Regions from separate parts of the Homo sapiens genome. Here regions 2 and 3 are each linked to region 1. A link is a loop called in an ENCODE intact Hi-C map of the cell type or tissue named here. Cell type or tissue: dorsolateral prefrontal cortex. All regions are shown on one strand. Each heading gives the region's core, and the rest is flanking DNA. Links, peaks and the distances in the headings are about the cores only. Region 1 has its middle 11 kb from the start of ZDHHC22. Region 2 has its middle 50 kb from the start of LRRC74A. Region 3 overlaps SPTLC2 (serine palmitoyltransferase long chain base subunit 2).

Region 1 (6,361 bases), core at 882-5,881:
GGGTGCACCAAAATTTGGCTTTGATCTTAGTATCAAATTTTGCTCTAGAGCTTCATCTTCAACTTTGGCCCCTGAAAGGCTGAATTGCCAAGTTCAGACTTAAGCATCATTTCTGGGTTTCCTAGACTGGGGCATGATCCATGATCCTGTGGCTGTGTTACATGGACTTTGCATGCAATAAGCGTAACAACCTGTTATACAGGCATATCATTTGGATGTACTGTGATAAACACTTTTAAATATGGATGACCTTCTATGTGTAAATTGTAATGAATATATTCTTTCGTGCTCTATGTGTTGAAATTCTATCAATGTATAAATGTACGTTTATTATTGCAAGAGTAAAATGCTGTAATCATTTATGATTGTAAACATTGTCCCTTTTATGTACGGAAATAATTATTGAGAGCTTTTAAGTATTCAGATTTAGAAGGAAACACATAGCTAATACAAATTTTGAAAAATATGTCAGCTAGATACTTTTAAAAGATACTTTTTAAAGACTTGAAAACATTTTTAAATTTTTTTAGAGACAGGGTCTCACTCTGTCACCCCTAGGCTAAAGTACAGTGGCACTATCATAGCTCACTGAAGCCTAGAACTCCTGGGTTCAAGGAATCCTCCTGCCTCAGCCTCCCAAGTAGCTGGTATTACAGTCTTCAGTCACTACATCTGGCTTAAAGATACATTTTGAGGCAACAACAACAAAAAAATTAAAATAATAATATGAAGGAGAATAATATGGATTAGATTATATCAGAGTTCTAATCTGTGTAGAATTGTTTGGGATACTAATATTCATGGCACTAAACAAAATAACCTTTTAAAACTGTATTCCATTTTTAGTTACTTTATTCTATGTAAGCCATGAATCTTTTTTTAAGCCCTATTTGTAACTCTTTATATCTTATAAAGATAAAATAAAAACAGAATCTCAGCTTAACCAACCTCATAATTTCATAAATAGGGAAACCTCCAAAATCACATATATTAATAACAATATCTATGGTAAATTATATTTAACTCAGTATGGAATATAAAGAATATGAAAAAAAGAAAAACTATTATCGTTATTATTATTTGAGACGGAGTCTCTCTCTGCTGGAGGGCAGTGGCATGATCTCGGCTCACTGCAACCTTTGCCTCCCGGGTTCAAGCGATTTTCTTGCCCCAGCCTCCCAAGTAGCTGGGACTATAGGTGCCCACCACCACGCCCAGCTAATTTTTTGTATTTTTAGTAGAGATGGGGTTTCGCCATGTTGCCCAGGCTGGTCTTGAACTCCTGCCTTCAGGTGATCCACCCACCTCGGCCTCCCAGAGTGCCGGAATTACAGGCGTGAGCCACCGCGCCTGGCCAAGAAAAAATTATTAGAACAAGTGAGGCATCACACTCCTCTGCCATTCAGTCAAAAGTAAGCACCAATTTATTAACACAAACATTACATAATACATGATACAGGAGCAATCTCGCTACTGCTAGCACTAAGAAAATGTTGTTCTTGCACTATAACATTAAACTGTTAAATACTGACAGTGAAATGCACCAATAAGGAAACTGTCATCACAGAGAATCTCTGATAAAATTTTAGATGTACTCCTTTATCAAAGGCATTGGCTTGGGCTTCGGCTGAATACGGATTGTAACAATTGACCATCTGGTGTTCAGCCAAAATGTGTGTTGAGTGCATCTCTAACTTTAGATTATTTCCAATTTCTCACTATTATTAGCAACATTGCAATGAACGTCCTAACACAAACAACTCTATGGGACCCTGTGATTATTTCCTTGGCTGAATTCCAAGAAGTGGAATGGCTGGGTCAAAAGGATCCCTATTGCCAAACCATCCTCCAGAAAGTTTGTGCCAGCTTCCTTCCCACTTAAGGAGTGAGGGGCTTGTAACCTGCCTTCTCACCAGCTCCGGGACCTGCTTTTCCAATCCCCCACAGAGGCTGGGAGTTGGATGGTAGAGAATGGCATCCTTCAGCCAGCCCCAGACGCCCCCTGGAGCCCACGATTGCAATTGTAGCTATAATTTATTTTGTGTTTACCTCGTTTCTGGCATTGTGGTAGACCTTTTCTTCCTGCATTTCAATCCCCTCAATTATGGTTCAAAGTAAATATGGCTGGCTTCATCTTATAGATGAGAAAACTGAAACTCAAAGGGTTGGACGGCCCTGCTTTTAGCCCTAATGGAAATCTCCAGGGGCCTGTTCAAGCAACAGTCTGCAACCCTATTCCTGCAGGTAAATGAAACCTGCAAGGTCCAATCCCCACGACCCCAACTGTTCAGCCCCTCTTGGGATCAGGGATCCCTGCGCCCTCCCAGCCAGCACAGTTTCTAGCCAGGGCCTAAAGGTGGAAAAGAAGGTGACCACCCGGTGGGCTCAGCTCTGTGCTGTACATTGTCTCATGTAGGTCTCAAATGGCCAGGAGAGATACCTTTATCTTATATGAAAGGAGACAGTGGCTCAGGAAAATATCCAAGAGCTCGCAGCTAGGAAATGGCAGGAATGCAGATAAGGACCTGAACCAGAGGACACACTCAGGGCATGTTCATAGAGTGGATGGAAGGATGAATAGATTCTACAGGGCCCTAGATGGTGAAACTACAGGAGCTAGACTACCACAGACCCTCTGTGTAAACCAGGTACTCCCAGGTGGGAAAGAAGAGGGCAGGATTTGAGCCACCCTGGTGGCAAGGGTCCTCTCTTTTTTCATTCTTTCAGGCAAGAGAAGTTGCATCTAGGGCTGCCTTGTACAGTTGTTCAGGTTCTACACTTTACAATTCCAGGGACCTCATTTTCACACATGTATATTTGGATAATTATTATAATAATTTTCCAGTAGATGGCAGTAAAGTATCTTGAGTTAAGGACACCCCTTTTCTGTACAAATATACTGTTTGGGCTATTTGCAGTGCTGGGTGCATCTCTCTACCAGCCCTCCAAACTGCTGAGAGGTTGCCTGACACCCTTTCCCTCCCTTGTCTCACCCCTTCATCGATTGCCTCAGAGTCTCAGAGTTGGGCTGGGGAGTTCAGAGGAGAGTGGCATTAGCACCAGAAAGCCCCAGCTGCATCCTTTATTCCAACAAAGGTGATGTTTGTAATGGGAAATCCTGGGTTCAAGACCCAGCTCCTGCATTTTTTTTTTTTTGAGACAGTTTCACTCTTGTTGCCCAAGCTGGAGTGCAATGGTGCAATCTCGGCATTGCAACCTTCATCTCCTGAGTTCAAGTGATTCTCCTGCCTCAGCCGAGTAGCTGGGATTACAGGCACATGCCACCACGCCCAACTAATTTTTTTGTATTTTTAGTAGAAATGGGGTTTCACCATATTAGCCAGACTGGTCTTGAATTCCTGACCTCAGGTGATCCGCCCGCCTCGGCCTCCCAAAGTGCTGGGATTACAGGTGTGAGCCACCACGCCCAGCCGCTCCTGCATTTCTTTCGAATGGTCTTATGCAAGTGACCTCAAAGTTCTGGGCCCTACTTTTCCTTTCTGAAAAGAGTGCAGTAATAATCCCTGCCCTTGGGGTTGCAAGGAACAAATGCTATTCTGAACATGACCAAGAATGGCTAGCTATAAAGCACTGCATCCATGAGTGTCCTCCTTACCCAGAGAGGATATGCTGCATTATTGTGGGAAGGGTGTGCCACAGACCACGTGGTGCTGCCTTGTCACAACACTCCCCCGAGTCACCTTCCCATAAGGGATCTCTCTCCTGGCTCTCCGCTGCTACTCTATCCCAAGGGGTTACTTTGACCTCTTCAGCCTCTGATCCAAGCTCCTTAGTATAGTTCATCCATTAGCCAGTCAATACATACTAGTAAGCATTTACTATGTGCTGGGGTCTATACTAATCTCTAGCCTCAAGTTGCTTACAGTCCCATGGGGGCAAAAAGTTAGTGTAGTTGCCATCTTGTTTCTTGTTTCTTGATAAAGCTAGGCTTTATCCCATTCCTCTGGGACCCCGGGGGAGAAAGAGACCTTACCCAGTTCCTGCCTTCCTAGTTCCTAGGACATTTAATGACTGGACACTATCCTTGGCCCCCACCATTGCAGCTCACTCCAAGTTGTAGAAGAGAAGCTCAGCTGGGCTCTTTTCTGCCTGTCTCATATGGGTCAGGGAAGCCTAGAACAAACTTGCTATGGATTTCACTTACAATTTGACACAGCTGTGAAGAAACAAGAAATCCAAAGTAGCAGTGGCTTAAATGAGCTAGACCTGCAGTTCCTTCTAATGTAAATGAAGTTCAGAGGCAGGCATTCCAGAGCTAATGTGGCCACTCTACAGTGCCAGGAGGGACCCAGGCTCTTTCCAGTTCCCTGTTCGGTCATCCCTCAGATGTGGTCTTCATCTTCACGATGGAGGTGTTAGCCCAGGGCTGGCAAAGTCCTTCATCACATCAGGGCCCAGGCTCCTTTTCTATCATTTCCTCCTCAATTCTTAGTACGCAGCCTCTACCTCATGGCCCAAAATAGCTTCTCATGCTCCAGCCATTGATTCAACATCCATCAGCAGGAAGTAGGAAAAAAAGTATGAGCAAGGGCATACCTTCTTTCTCTTAGGATACCCCCTGGAAATTACTTGTGGTACTTCTCTTTGTCTCCCATTGGTTAGAATTTAGCCACATGACCATATCTAGATGCAAAGAAGGTCAGCAGATGAGTCTTTATTCCAGGTGGCCCTGTGCTTAGCTAAAAATTGTAGGTCCAATTCCTAGAGAAGAAGAGGAGAATGGGAATTGAGGAACCATGAGAATTCTCTACTACATCTTGCCTATGAGGGGACATCTCCTTCCTACAGGGAACATCTCTACCTAGCAGTCTCCCCAGCATAAATTAAGCAGGAAAATAAAATAACCTAATAACCATAACACCACAGAACAAGGATTACACAAATACTGTAATGGGGTAATTTCCTCTCTGCATATAAATGACATTTGTGTTCTATTGTACTTATCATCATTGCCAACCCTTATCCTATAATCCCTGATGTGCTCAGCTGCCTCCAGTCCTATTCCTCCCGGTCCATGTATAGCATCTCCTCCCACAGCACTGAGACAAAGCCCTCTGTGCACCCATCTCTGCCTCCTCCCTTTCTAGGGTGGAATCTGGCTAAAGTTAAAGCTAGGGGAGAAATGAGGGGGAGGCCCCGCGACAGCGGCAGCTGCACAGCAGGGACAGGCGGCGGTTGCCTTGGTGAGCTGGGCAGAGATTTCTATGATGCTGCTAAATGTATTTTCCTGACCTGCCACCGCCTTCTCTTTCCTGCTTAGGAGACACCTTTCAGGAGCTGAGGCCCCTCATCTCAACTTCTTCTCTGCTCCCACCCTTTAAAATACTCATTTCCCTGCTCATTACCTCTTCCTGTAAGATTGGGTCTGGAGCCCTCAGACACCCTAGGTGTGGAGGGGGAATGGGGCATTAACACTGATTGAGTCTTGCAGGTATTTTTCCACGGACCTTCACAGCAGCCCTGCACCCTCATCCGCATTTGACAGATCAAGCCCTGAGCCTGAGAGCCGCTAGGTAGTTGGTAGTTGGTAGTTGGTCCAGGTCACCCAGCTTGTAGGTGGCAGACCTGGGACTGGAACCCCATGTGGGATTCTGAGGGTGGAATTTCAAGCAAGCTACCAGATGTGGGAGGAGACATTTGGGGGCAAGAGAATGTGCACAGCATTGGCTGTCCCTGCCAGCTTTTCAGGGATAATTTTGGAGCAGGGACGGAAAATCTGACCCTGCTGGTAAAATTAGCAGCAAACCATGTACCCTGGCCTGTGGTTTAAGGGGGTCACGTGAGACCAAGAGCTATAGGCACCACTGCCTGCTCCACTTGCCCTCTCTGTCCCCATACTCCCCAGGCAGTTTCACCATCACCCCCAAACTTGATCTCCAGGCACCCTGGCTCTGCCCTCTCTCCAACCTCTCCAAGCCCCAAAAAATCATCCCTCTACTCAGCAAAGGCAACCTTCAGTTCCCCACCTCCTCCCCTTGGTGCCCTGCCTGCTCAGCTCCAGTCCTGTCTTCCCCCCTCCCCACCCCACAGTCCCAAGCTGCTAGATCAGGGTAGTGCTGAGAACTTTTGGGGCCTGGGGTGGGAGTGGCGCGGAGGGGAGAGAAAGGGAAAGGGGAAGGGCATCTTCTCCCCTAGCAGAGCTGGCTCCACGGAGTGGAGTCCTGTGCTAGGAGGCCTGTCTGGGTAGCCCACTCACACTTCCCATGCTTCCCTCCCCTGTGGTTCCATTCAGCCATCTATCTGAGACAGAGAGAAGGGCAGAGCGTGGGAGGATAGTTTGGGGTTAAGGTTATCATGGCTCACCTCCTGGAAATAGGACTTGGGGACCAGAAGCTGGATT
Region 2 (6,361 bases), core at 874-5,873, 280 kb before region 1:
AAAGGTCCAGCAGCCCAACCCCTGGGCAGACCTCTCCAAGGCTCCGTGTCCTCATTGTGACCATCTTGCACCCTTGTGAGGAAGAAAATCAGGCACCCAGGAAGAGCTCCATGAATATTTATTCATCTTCTCCAGTCAGCCCGCCCTGAAGCTGGGCAGACCGCAGAGAGGAGTCCTGCTCCATGAGGACAGGACTGCACAAGCGCTTTGTCAGTTTGGCAGGTCAGGAGGCTGGCAGGCAGGAGGACCCCAGCAGCAGCTGCAGCTTTCCCATGGAGGACGAGGCAGAGGTAGAGGGGCCTTGCAGGAGCAGGAGGGGCGTCAAGGTCAAAGATGGCTCAGAGGCGCTGGCCCAGCCTTCAGAGGTGGTCAGGCTGCAACCCAGAGAGACGGCACCCTGTGCTTGCTGTCCTTCCATACCCGACTCAATGCGGCTTCATGCACTCACTCCTAGCATCCTTACAGTGATTCTGCATAGTGAGCACTGTAGAATCCCCATTTTGCAGCCAGGGAAACGGGGGCGGAGGGGGGCGTGTGGAGAATTTAAGCATTTTGCCCAAGGTGCCCCAGCCAGTAAGTAGCAACGCCAAGATCCAGGCCCTGGCAATACAGCTGTGGCTCCCTGAGGGCTTAGCCACGTTGCCTCCCCGCCCCTCTGCCAGGCTGGACTGGCTAACGGAAGGCGGCGAAGGCTGAGATGGTGCTCTGTGTGGCCAAATTCTCAAGGGCAAGTTGATGCCCTCTCCCCACCAGCTGCATGGCTCAGAAATTGTGCTGGGAGCAGGTGGGAGAAGCGGAGTGTGGATATCTGTGTACTAGAACTATGAAGGGATTAAGCCTGCGAATTCTGGCATTTGACACTCCTGGGTTTGAATTCTGTTTGGCTTCACCAATTACCATCTCTGACTCTGAGCAATTCATTTATCCTCTCTGAATCTCAGTTTGCTCATCTGTAAACAGGAATGTTAGTGGTACCACCTCCTCTATAGGGTGTGTCCTCTGTGGCTGGAGCAGATGGAAAGAAGGAAAGCATGGTGGAAGTGAGTTCAGAGGGAATGTGTTCAGGTCAGGTGGGGGCTTGAAGGCCATCAGAGAACATGGCTGTGAAGATTTAATGAAATCACACACATGAAACACCAAGCCCAAGGCCTGGCATACAGTAAGTGCCTAATATAAGCATGCCCTCCTTACAGTGGTGTTCCACTCCTGAGAGGGAGAGGTATGGGGAGCTGGAGGACCAGCAGAGCACAGGAGGGACCAAACTGAACAGCTATCTTTGAAACACCCAACTAATAGGTGTTGGAAATACCATGGGGGGTGTTCCAATCTCAGGCCATGGCTTCAGGCTGGCATTAAAACAGAAGAATTTGTCCATGGTCTTGGAGGGTGGGGTGGGAAGACCAGGGGCCAGCAGCACTGGGGGGTGTGGTGTGGGCAGCGCAGTATCATAGGCCTGAAAGAACAGGAGACAGAGAGACATCCGGCATTTTTTTTTTTTTTTTGGCTTCCCACCTGGGCTGAAAAATGCCCTACCTTACAAGTGTTGGGGAAGGCAGCTGGGACATAGGATTATGCCTACCCAGATAGCCACTCCAAATACAGGAGCTGGCACCAAAGAACCAAGGGCTACAGAGAATTCCCTGTGGTAGCTGCAACGTTGAAGTTCAGTGGAGTTCCCGGGGCAGCAGTGGTAACGGTGCAGGGTGTCATTCATGGTCCCGGGCCTGCAGGTTCACGATGCAAACTGCAGCCTCTGGTGTCTGACTATGGTGGCAGCTGTGGTGTCCTCAGGCGACCAGGCCTGCCTTGCCAAGTGGGGGCTTGGGATTTGTTTTGTTTTGTTTTAAACAAAAGAACACAATGACTGGCAAGGCCAGCCTGTGCCCTAAACACGAACTCCTGCCCAGTGGCCTTGAACCATTCTTCAAGAAGCAGGTGTCCTGGAGGGGAGGGAACCCAAGGGCAGCTGGGGTGAGGCTGCCCCAGGCCCGGGAGCTCCTTTTATGGAAGGTCATCCAGGGAACCCTCAGAGGGCTTTGGCTTGTGTTGCCACCACCCTAGGCAGTCTGTGGATGAAACAGAGTGACTGGCTAAATGCTGTGGGGTCCAGGCTACCTGAGACATGATTTGTGCTTGTGTGGATGTGTTATTTGATGATAAAGAATATAGTTGGTCTTCTTCCCGGTTCTTGGCACAGAGCTTCAAAACCCTTGTAATTTCCTGAGAGATGAAAATCTTTGTTATGCTAAAGAGGTGGCTCAGGGTGGACCCCTAGATCACTTTAGGCAGGTGCTGGTCACCAGAAAGACCACCCACAGGATTAGAGGTTGGTACTTTTGGCCAATAGACTTCCAGGAAGGAGAGAGGGGGCTGGAGATTGAGTTTAGTCATGTGGCCAGTGTTCACTCAAGCAAGCCTAGGCAATGAAACCCCAGTAAATACTCTGCACACTGAGGCTCTGCAGAACTCCCTGGTTGGTGAACACATTGAGATGCCAGAGGCTGGCGATCCCTGATTCCATGGGAAGAGAACATGGAAGCTCTGTGCTCCCTCCCAGACCTTGCCCTCTGTCACTGTTCGTGTGCCTGTTCCCGAGCTGTATCTTTGTAATAAAGCTGTGATTTTATAAGCACAGTATCGTGCTTTCAGTGAGCTTTGAGTCATTCCAGCAAATTATCAAAACTGGGGAAGCAGTGGGGATGCTCAAATTTGTAGCTGGCTGGTCAGAAGTGCAGGTGGTCTGGGTGCCCAACTTGCAGCTGGTACTGAAACAGAGGCAGTTTTGTGGAGGACTGAGCCCGAAAACTAAAGTCTGCTGCCAACCCTAGGGGGGTTAGTGTCAGAACTGAATTGCGGTTACTCCTGTTGGTATTCCTCCAGGTGGGATGGAAATGGAGCACATGTACACAGCAGCATACTCGCATTTGAATTTCAGAGATGAGGTGTGTGTGCTCCAATGTGCCCATGCCCCAAAAGAGGGGCTTGTCTGTGAGCTAAGTCCAAGCCCCTCCTGCTTTCTGACCTGTGTCTAACAACCCTGATTCAGTGCAGCCACTCCCGGCTGTACCTCTGCTTTCCCAGCAGAGGGTGCTCCAACCCCACAAGTACCCCATCTCCATAGCCTTTCCCAGCTCCCTAAGGCTCAGTTGAGATGCACAGAAGAAAATAGGACCCCACACTGGCTCAGGGAAATCAAATTCTTATTAGGTGCCCTCAGAAAAGCAGCAATGCAGCCAGCTTCAGTGACACAGATTGCACCAGGGGAGCCTGGGCCATAGCCTTCAGCCTCCCTGCGACGTCCAGGTTCTGTGGGAGCTGAGCTTATACAATTTAGGGGCCCTCTTTAAAAAAAAAATACAGCCAGGTGCGGTGACTCACGCCTGTAATCCCAGCACTTTGGAAGGCAGAGGCGGGTGGATCACCTGAGGTCAGGAGTTCTAGACCAGGCTGGCCAACATGGTGAAACCGTGTCTCTACTAAAAATACAAAAATTAGCCAGGCATGGTGGCAGGCACCTGTAATCCCAGCTATTCAGGGTTGGGGGGCAGGAGGCACCGAGGCAGGAGAATCACTTGAACCCGGGAGGCAGAGGTTGCAGTGAGCTGAGATGGCACCATTGCACTCCAGCCTGGGGGACAAGAATGAGACTTTGTCTCAAAAAAAAAGAAAAAAATACAAATTCACAAATACAATGTTAGGGATAGAAAGTGGATGTTTAGAATGAGGGGGAAGAATCACAACAAATGACACATTTTCTTAAAGCTGACAAGACCATAAGCATCAAATCCCCCCAGGGCCTTGGAAGGGGCCTCACTGCAGTGCAGGTCCCTGCAGCTTGAGTTTTTTTAGCTTCTCAGCAACTCTGGCCCACCTGCCACATCTAGTAGCTGCAGGAAGGGAAGTCCAGGCAAGCAACCAGACACCTTCTGAATACAACTACAACCTTGCGAGTAGCTTGTCTATTTCTCCACGCCTCTCTCTTCTTCCCTGTCCTTGGAGCAGCCAGCTGTGGTCACATAATAAACGTGGGTGAGATGCTATCCCTTCCTTCCCTCTCTGTCAAACCCAGGAGGCTGCCACCCACCCCCTCTGATTTTGAGGAGTGTGAGGCAGTTCTTTGGGCTTCTCTCTCCTTGAGTCCTTGCCCCACAGTGGGTCTTCAGTCTACTAAGTGTTATTTCAAGACTGTAGGCCGGGCGTGGTGCCTCATGCTTAGTAATCCCAGCACTTTGGGAGGCCAACGCGGGCGGATCACGTCAGGAGATCGAGACCACCATGAAACCTCGTCTCTACTAAAAATACAAAAAATTAGCCGGGCATGGTGGCGGGCGCCTGTAGTCCCAACTACTCGGAGAGGCTGAGGCAGGAGAATGGCGTGAACCTGGGAGGCAGAGCTTGCAGGGAGCCGAGATCGTGCCACTGCACTCCAGCCTGGGCGACACAGCAAGACTCTGTCTCAAAAAAAAAAAAAAGAAAAAGAAAAAAAAGACTGTAAAACCCACAGCCCCAAAATGCCTTTCCCAAGTGCACTGTGATGCAAGAAATAACCCCTTCTAGAAATTAGTAGGGAAAAAACAGAAGGCAAATTATCTGGGGTAAAGGGGGAGAATGCACATTTATTTATACCAAAGTGTAAATGACTTCACTGACATTCAGTAAATACTTATTAAGGGCTCTCTGTGTGTCCTGTGCTGTGTGGGTGTTTGGGATACATCAGTGAATAAAAAAAGACAAAACCTGTCTCTCATGTGAAGTTTGCATTCTAGCAAGAGAAGACTGACCAATAATGTAAGAAATAAGTGAATCATACAGTATATTAGAAGTGCTATGGGGAAAAATAGAGCCAGGAGGCTGGCAGGCTTGCAGGCCTTGTGGGAAGCCACGCGGCATCTGGGGGAAGCACTTAAGAGGGCACAGCTGAAGAAAAGTCTCCATGCAGGAGCCCTTTGGTGTGTCCCTTGTGGCCAGAGCAGATGGAGGGAAGGAGAGCAAGCGTGGTACAAGCAAGTTCAGAGGGAACATGGCCAGGTCAGGTGGGGCCTTGAGGGCCATCAGGGAACGTGGGTGTCTAAAGGAGACGGCTCTGCAGGGTGAGGGCAGAGTCATAGCATACTCCAAGACCTTTTTAAAATGATAGTGTGGGTCAGGCACAGTGGCTCACACCTGTAATCCCAGCGCTTTGGGAGGCTGAGGCAGGTGGGTCACTTGAGGTCAGGAGTTCGAGGCCAGCCTGGCCAACATGGCGAAACCCCATCTCTACAAAAATACAAAAATTAGCTGGGTGTGGTGGCGGGCACCTGTAATCCCAGCTACTCAGGAGGCTGAAGGAGGAGAATTGCTTGAACCTGGGAGATGGAGGTTGCAGTGAGCTGAGATCACACCACTGCACTCCAGCCTGGGTGACAGAGCAAAACTCTGTCCTTTAAAAAAAAAAAAAAAAAAAAAAAAGTTACTGTGGGCCAGACACAGTGGTTCATGCCTGTAATCCTAGCACTTTGGGAGGCCAAGGTGAGAAGACTGCTTGGGCCAAGACCAACCTGGCCAACATAGCAAGACCCCATCTCTGTTTTTTTTTTTAAGAGAATACCGTGGCTGGTGTGTTGACAACCAACTTTAGGGATCCCAGGGAGAATCAGGAAAATAAACTGAGAAGCCATTGCAATAATGCAGGCAAGAGAAGAAGGTGGAGGCAGTGGAGGTGATGAAATGTGGGCAGAGCCTGGATATATTTTAAAGGTGAAGACAAGATTCCCTCACACGGGATAGGGACTGTTGGAGAAACATGAGTCAAGAATGCCCCCGAGGCTTGGGGCCTGAGCAATGGGAAGGATGAAGTCTTCATCACCTGAGATGGAGAAGACACTGGTGGAATAGATTTGGGTGTTGGGAGGTAGAGAGAAAGAAAATCAGGAATTACTTTGGGGAAGTCTACTAGGTATTGTGGAGAGGAGTCAGGTGGCCATTAGAAATACAAAAATGGGCCAGGTGTGGTGGCCTGTAATCCCAGCACTTTGGGAGACTGAAGTAGGATGATCGCTTGAGCCCAGGAGTTCAAGACCAGTCTGGGCAACAAAGTAAGATCCCGTATCTACAAAAAAATCAAAAAATTAGCTGGGCATGGTAGTGTGTTCCTGTGTTCCCAGCTACTCAGGAGGCTGAGGTGGGAGGATCGCTTAAGCCCAGGAGATCAAGGCTGCAGTAAGCTGAGATCACGCCACTGCACTCCAGCCTGGGTGACAGAACAAGACCTTGTCTCAAAAATTAAAAAAAAAAAACATCCAAAAGTGGGCTTTGGCTGGGGGTGGTGAACTAGGGTGCGTATTTGGGAGTGCTGTGTGTGTAGATGTTATTTAATGCCATG
Region 3 (6,361 bases), core at 670-5,669, 400 kb after region 1:
TCCTAGATGTCACACACTAAGCTGGGTGCTATGCATGTTATTATTAACTACACCTTTGGACAGAAATAAAATACATCAAAGCACAGCTCTGGAAAATGGAAAAGCAAAATTTTAGTTGATTTGGTCAAACACTTTGCCTTGATTCGTATGTAGATACTACAGCTAAATTTCCATTAGTGGACACGGATTAGTGATGTGTAAAGTAAAAGTTAGAATTTCAAATGTCTAGTGGAATTTAACAGAATTTCCTAGGCCTCATTTTTTCTACTCCCTGGCCTGTGCTCAGTATTCCCACTCCAGGTACAGGCATCCTGGCAGCACAATTCCCATTCATTATTATCTCACCTGAGATCCTAGTGAAGTTGCCTTTCAAGATCTGTCAACCTAGTCATATGTCCTGTTCTTCCTTGGGAAAAGGATAGAAACTGGAGGGGAAATGCGGAAAAAGTTGGGAGGAAGGGGAAAGGAGCGCTCACAAAGTCGTGTGGAAACTGGATCTCACCTTCCCTTACATGCTGCAGCTTTTCTGAAGGCTCTGTACTCTCACCAAAGAGCAACATTTCTTCACACAAAAAGATGAAAACATTTAACAATAAGCAACCACATATACATGTTTAAGCCTTACTTTCAATACCAGGTACTTAATGTACTCTGGAATCCAACAATAACAAAGTTTTAATGATAAATGTAATATATTCACTGACATGGTTTGGATGTTTGTCCATCTCAGGATGGAATGTGATCCCCAATGACGGAGGTAGGGCCTGGTGGGAGGTGTGTGGATCATGGGGAGGATCCTCGTGAATGGCTTGCTGCCATCCTTGGGTAATGAGTGAGTTCTCGCTCTGAGTTCTCCCAAGATCTGGTTGTTTAAAAAAGCATGGTACTTCTCCTTGAGACTGCATCTCAAAAAAAAAAAAACCAGCCACAAATTCTTTGACATGCCTCCACTGGGGAGGTGGAATCTAGTTCCCCACCCCTTCAATCCGGGATGGCCTTAGTGACCTGCTTGTTAACAACAGGTCAGAAAAGGTCATGGGGTTTCCGCCAGGTTCTTTGGAATGCTTGCTCTCTGAAGCATCCTTTCTGGGTACACAGTCACGATGTCATGAGGAGCCTAAGCCACATTGAAAAGATACATGCATGAAGGTGCTCTGGTCAACAGCCTCAGCTGAGCCTGGCTCCAAGTCACTCCAGCCCAGGTGACATGTGAGTGGAAAAGCTTCCAGATGATCCCAACCACCAACCATCTCAGTCTTTCCAGACACTTGAGTCTTCCAGGCCAGCCCCAGACAACAGAGCAAAGACAAGTCATCCCTGCTGTGCCCTGACCGAATTCTTGACCTGTGGCATCTGTGAGCATAATCAGATGGCTGTTGTGTCACATCACTAAGCTTTGGGGGTGGCTAGAGGCAAAAACTAGAAAACTTGTGCTGATCCAAAGCCTATATATAATTACCATGTTTCATTTTCTCACTACTAGCACAGCCCAGATTTCATCATTTAGTACAGATAAGTCATTTATCTGGGGGTAATGTGTCACACAGATCCATGTTCTGGAACAGGGCAAATAAATTATCCAATGTTAACTTTGATAGCTCTTAGCCATTTCTTAGTCACCTAAACCTGTGTGCTGAATCAGTAAGGTAAGTGTGCCTATGTGAAGTACCTAGAGAAATGCTAGCTGTATGTATATATATGTGTGTATATATGTCTGTCTCTCAGATTCACACACAGTTTCCACTAACACCACATCAGAAGGAGAGGAGATATAGCTGTTATTAACAGGGAGCTATTCACAGGCTCCACTATGTGTTTGCAACATTAATAAAACAACTTCTTCAAGGAATTAATTCACAAAACTGAAAATGATCACATTTCACTATTTCCAAAAATCTCTCATTAGAGATAACAAGGATCTAGCACAGATCAGAAAAAATGTTAAGGTAAAATTCTGATTTAAGAAAACAGTCGACTGGGCGCGGTGGCTTACGCCTGTAATCCCAGCATTTTGGGAAGTCAAGGCAGGCAGGTCACCTGAGGTCGGGAGTTCGAGACCAGCCTGACCAACACGGAGAAACCCGGTCTCTACTAAACATACAAAATTAGCCGGGTGTGGTGGCGCATGCCTGTAATCCCAGCTACTCGGGAAGGCTGAGGCAGGAGAATCGCTTGAACCTGGGAGGCAGAGATTGTGGTGAGCCAAGATCATGCCATTGCACTCCAGCCTGAGCAACAAGAGCAAAACTCCATCTCAAAAGAAAGAAAAGGAAAGGAAAAGAAAAGAAAAGAAAACAGTCAGCTGGGTGTGGTGGCTCACAGCTGTAATTCCAGCACGTTGGAAGGCCAAGGCAGGCAGACTGCTTGAGCCCAGGGGTTCAAGACCAACCTGGGCAACATGGTGAAACCCCATCTCTACAAAAAATACAAAAAAAATGGCCAGGTGTGGTGGCAGACTCCTGTGGTCCCAGCTACTTGGGAGGCTGAAACAGGAGAATCATGTGAACCTGGGAAGCGGAGGTTGCTGTGAGCTGAGATCGCACCACTACACTCCAGCCCGGGAGACAGAGCAAGACTCTGTCTCAAAAACAAAAACCAGAAAAAAAAAAAAAGAAAGAAAGAAAACAGTCTTAAACCAACCAAAATCAGATGTGCCACTTTATTCGATGCAAGCCAAATCAATCTTACAATAAAGTATTACATAACTGTAGAGTGGAGAGCTCATGGCTGATAATGTGAAATCTTTTACAAATGCCAAACTGACTTTACAAGCATTAAAAAAGCAACAACTGGGCCGGGCACGGTGGCTCACGCCTGTAATCCCAGCACTTTGGGAGCCCGAGGAGGGCGGATCACGAGGTCAGGAGATCGAGACCATCCTGGCTAATGCGGTGAAATCCCGTCTCTATTAAAAATACAAAAAAATTAGCCGGGCGTGGTGGCGGGCGCCTGTAGTCCCAGCTACTCGGGAGGCTGAGGCAGAATGGTGTGAACCCGGGAGGCAGAGCTTGCAGTGAGCCAAGATCACACCACTGCACTCCAGCCTGGGTGACAGAGTGAGACTCCGTCTCAAAAAAAAAAAAAAAAAAAAAAAGCGACAAGTGAAATTATTGTCTCATACATGCAATGAAAATATTTTTTAAAGTAAAGACAGACACCCAGTTGCTCCCCTTTTAGTACCACTGTTCTGCAGTCAATACTGCCCTCTGGTGTTGCAGAATAAAAGTCAAATGTCAGAAAGTGAACACTGAACTTCACTGTTCACAGTAGTATGTTTAAATCAAGGCATCTAGTTGGGACTACAAATCCCATCAAAGACAAAATAAACTGATTCAGGATGTCATTTATTATCTACCGTATATGAAAGTAGAAACTCTTTAAAAAGGCATTAAATCAGGAATACTAATTTATGAAAACAGCAGCTCTTAACTATGCTGTTAATGAAACATCACTAACAGTGAATTATACCTTCACATAAAATTATGTAATTCAAGAAAAACCTCGAAGGTATATTACCTCTGAGTTAAGAGGGTATGTAGGATAGTAAGAGTAAAGCCTCCCATCTATAAACAAGAAAATTCCATAGAAAGTGAGCCAGGGTCGTTCTCATGGCATATGTATCAAACACACTAAAAAAGTGTCCATGGAAACCACACACCAGCCAGCTCTGCCTATTAGTAAACCTGACTATTTATTTTAGGAAAAAAGCTCAAGAAAAACAGCACGTTTGGCTGCTAGGTGGACTTATGCAATGTTTCAAGAAAAGAAAGACTTACCAAGGCTGGTGCCATCCTGCCCCATGATGCACTTCATGGAGGTGATGATCTGCTCCACTACAGGAGGTGACAATGACGTGGCATACACTGCACTATGAGAATGTGTTCGCAGGTAGTCTATCAGCTCCTGGGGAGTTCACAGAGGCAGATAAGTAGAGACAATTCTTGCATTCACCGGCAATGTCAGTCCTTTCCTTCTAAGTTCTAGAGGACTCCTCACTTCAATGGCACTGGAATAGGGACACTAATCTGAGATACAAGGTCAACCAACATGGTCGAAGCATACCGCTGGCAACAACTGGGTCAGAAACATGGCAAAGTTCTTAGGTTTGGTTTTGTTTTTTAAACATGGAACAACATAAGAGAAAAACTAGTTTTAAAACAACCCCTCTAAATTTGGAGAATGTATCATTTAAAGTTAGAAATATGGCCGTGCATGGTGGCTCATGCCTGTAATCCCAGCAGTTTGGGAGGCCAAGGTGGGTGGATCTACTGAGGTCAGGAGTTCAAGACTGGCCTGACCAACATGGTGAAACCCCATCTCTACTAAAAATACAAAAATCAGCTGTGCGTGGAGGCGGGCACCTATAATCCCAGCTACTTGGGAGGCTGAGGCAGGAGAATCGCTTGAACCTAGGAGACGGAGGTTGCAGTGAGCTGAGATTGCGCCATTGCACTCCAGCCTGGGGGACAGAGTGAGACTCCGTCTTAAAAAAAAAAAAAAAAAAAAAGTTAAAAATAAATGAACACAGCTGAATTAAACAAGGTGTTTGGATTGCTTTTTAGATATAATGATTTAATTCCAAGTATCACAGAAAATGTCATCTGCAGCTCTGTGTGCCTATAAAGCCCATCCTTCTACCCCTAAATAACAGTTCTCTAACATCAACTTTAAGAGCATTAGAACTTCCTCCAGATATGCAGAAATGTATAAAATGATATAAATGTGAAATAGAAACTTACAAGGTATTTTATTAAAATGCCAATGACATCTCACTGAATAAAGTAAAACTCTGTCATTTACAAGGATTTCAAAAAAACTTAATTGTATATCCCTATTCTCTGATATCTTTTAATTTCACCAAATCTTTAAAATGCACACACAAGAAGCTTATGTACCAGAACAAATTAGGGGGACACAAATGTGGCTATGAAACAGTTTTATCTCAAAAATATTAAAAATTGTACTAAAAAAACCAAAAGCACAAATATATTGTACTTTAATGATCTCCCAGAGTATTATTTTTCTATCCTTTGGTTCACAGCCACAAAGCTTACTAAAAAACAACTCTCCAAAGTGAGCCTGGTCCCATTAACAAAAAGGTAATATTTGAGATAAAAATCTATCAAACCTGGCCAGGTGCAGTGGCTCACACCTGTAATCCTAGTACTTTGGGAGGCCGAGGCGGGCAGATCACGAGGTCAAGAGATCGAGACCATCCTGGCCAACACGGTGAAACCCTGTCTCTACTAAAAATACAAAAAATTAGCTGGGCATGGTGGCACGTGCCTGTAGTCCCAGCTACTTGGGAGGCTGAGGCAGGAGAATCGCTTGATCCCAGGAGGCGGAGGTTGCAGTGAGCCAAGATTGTGCCACTGAACTCCAGCCTGGCAATGGAGTAAGGCTTGGTCTCAAAAAAAAAAAAAAAAAAAAATCTATCAAAGCTGATTAAAAGTCACTGAAAATGAGTTCTCTCTAACAGGCAATCAAGTATTAAAAGAATGACCTTTTTTTCTGTGATAGGGTCTTGCTCTGTTGCCCAGGCTGCAATGCAGTGGTGTAATCACGGCTCACTGCATCCTTGATCTCCCAGGCTCAAGCAATCCTCTCATCTCAGCCTCCCCCATAGTTGGGACTACAGGCATGTGCCACCACCACACCCAGCTAATTTTTTTACTTTTTTGTAGAGATGAAGTCTCACTATGTTGCCCAGCTGGTATTGAACTCCTGGGCTCAAGTAATCCTCCCACTTCAGCCTCTCAAAGTGCTGGGATTACAGGTGTGAGCTACTGTGCCCAGCATAACCATTCTTTAATACTCCGAATATTGAGTGGTGAAGCAAAATTAAGAACATTTATGAGCACCTCCTCTGTGCCATATACAAATACCTGACATACATTATTTTTTCCCTAACATTGCAATCAACGTTTAAAAATAACAGCTTCATTGTGATATAAGCCACATACACAGAATTCACCGTTTTAAAGCACAATTCAGTGGTTTTTAGTATATCCAGAGTTGTGCCACTTTTACCACTAATTTTAGAACATTTCCATAACCCTGAAAGGAAACCTCATACCCATTAGCATTCACTTTCCATTTCCCTATCCCCTCCGCCTCCGGCAACTACTAATCTACTTTCTGTTTCTATGCTTATTCTAGGTATCACATATTTTAAAACATGCAATATGTGACTTTTTGTGACTTTTTTCACTTACCATAATGTTTTTAAGGTGCACCCACGTTGTAGCATGGACATATATTACTTTTTAAACCCTTACTACAATCTTACAAGCTGGGCATATTTATCTCCATTTTACTGACAAGGAAACTGGGAGGTTAAATGTTTTCCCTGAGGTCTAAC

Evidence for each region. Hi-C counts contacts between places; a loop is a spot of excess contacts. Peaks named below come from ENCODE experiments on the same cell type or tissue, not always from the same donor. Only the 100,000 strongest peaks of a DNase experiment are listed, where the experiment ranks them.
Region 2: a loop joins it to region 1, with 2.6 times the contacts of the local background. A loop is called at or near these places in 13 of 110 quality-filtered maps.
Region 3: a loop joins it to region 1, with 8 times the contacts of the local background. A loop is called at or near these places in 26 of 110 quality-filtered maps.

The regions. Positions count from the first base shown.
Region 1 is chr14:77,149,512-77,155,872 of GRCh38, forward strand. No RefSeq gene overlaps it. Among named protein-coding and RNA genes, the nearest start is that of ZDHHC22, 11 kb to the left of the region's middle. In dorsolateral prefrontal cortex, for the core only: CTCF peaks have their summits at 1,986 (motif pointing left), 2,835 (motif pointing right) and 3,035; DNase peaks (open chromatin) are centred at 1,990 and 5,150; H3K27ac peaks cover 1,501 bases.
Region 2 is chr14:76,873,110-76,879,470 of GRCh38, forward strand. No RefSeq gene overlaps it. Among named protein-coding and RNA genes, the nearest start is that of LRRC74A, 50 kb to the left of the region's middle. In dorsolateral prefrontal cortex, for the core only: CTCF peaks have their summits at 3,069 (motif pointing right) and 3,272; a DNase peak (open chromatin) is centred at 3,072.
Region 3 is chr14:77,548,320-77,554,680 of GRCh38, forward strand. It overlaps SPTLC2 (serine palmitoyltransferase long chain base subunit 2), which reads right to left. Exons shown (of 12, transcript NM_004863.4): 9 at 3,777-3,903. Among named protein-coding and RNA genes, the nearest start is that of ISM2, 53 kb to the left of the region's middle. RefSeq lists an enhancer at 6,029-6,288. In dorsolateral prefrontal cortex, for the core only: a CTCF peak has its summit at 3,222 (motif pointing left); no DNase peak of the experiment used is centred there; H3K27ac peaks cover 2,396 bases.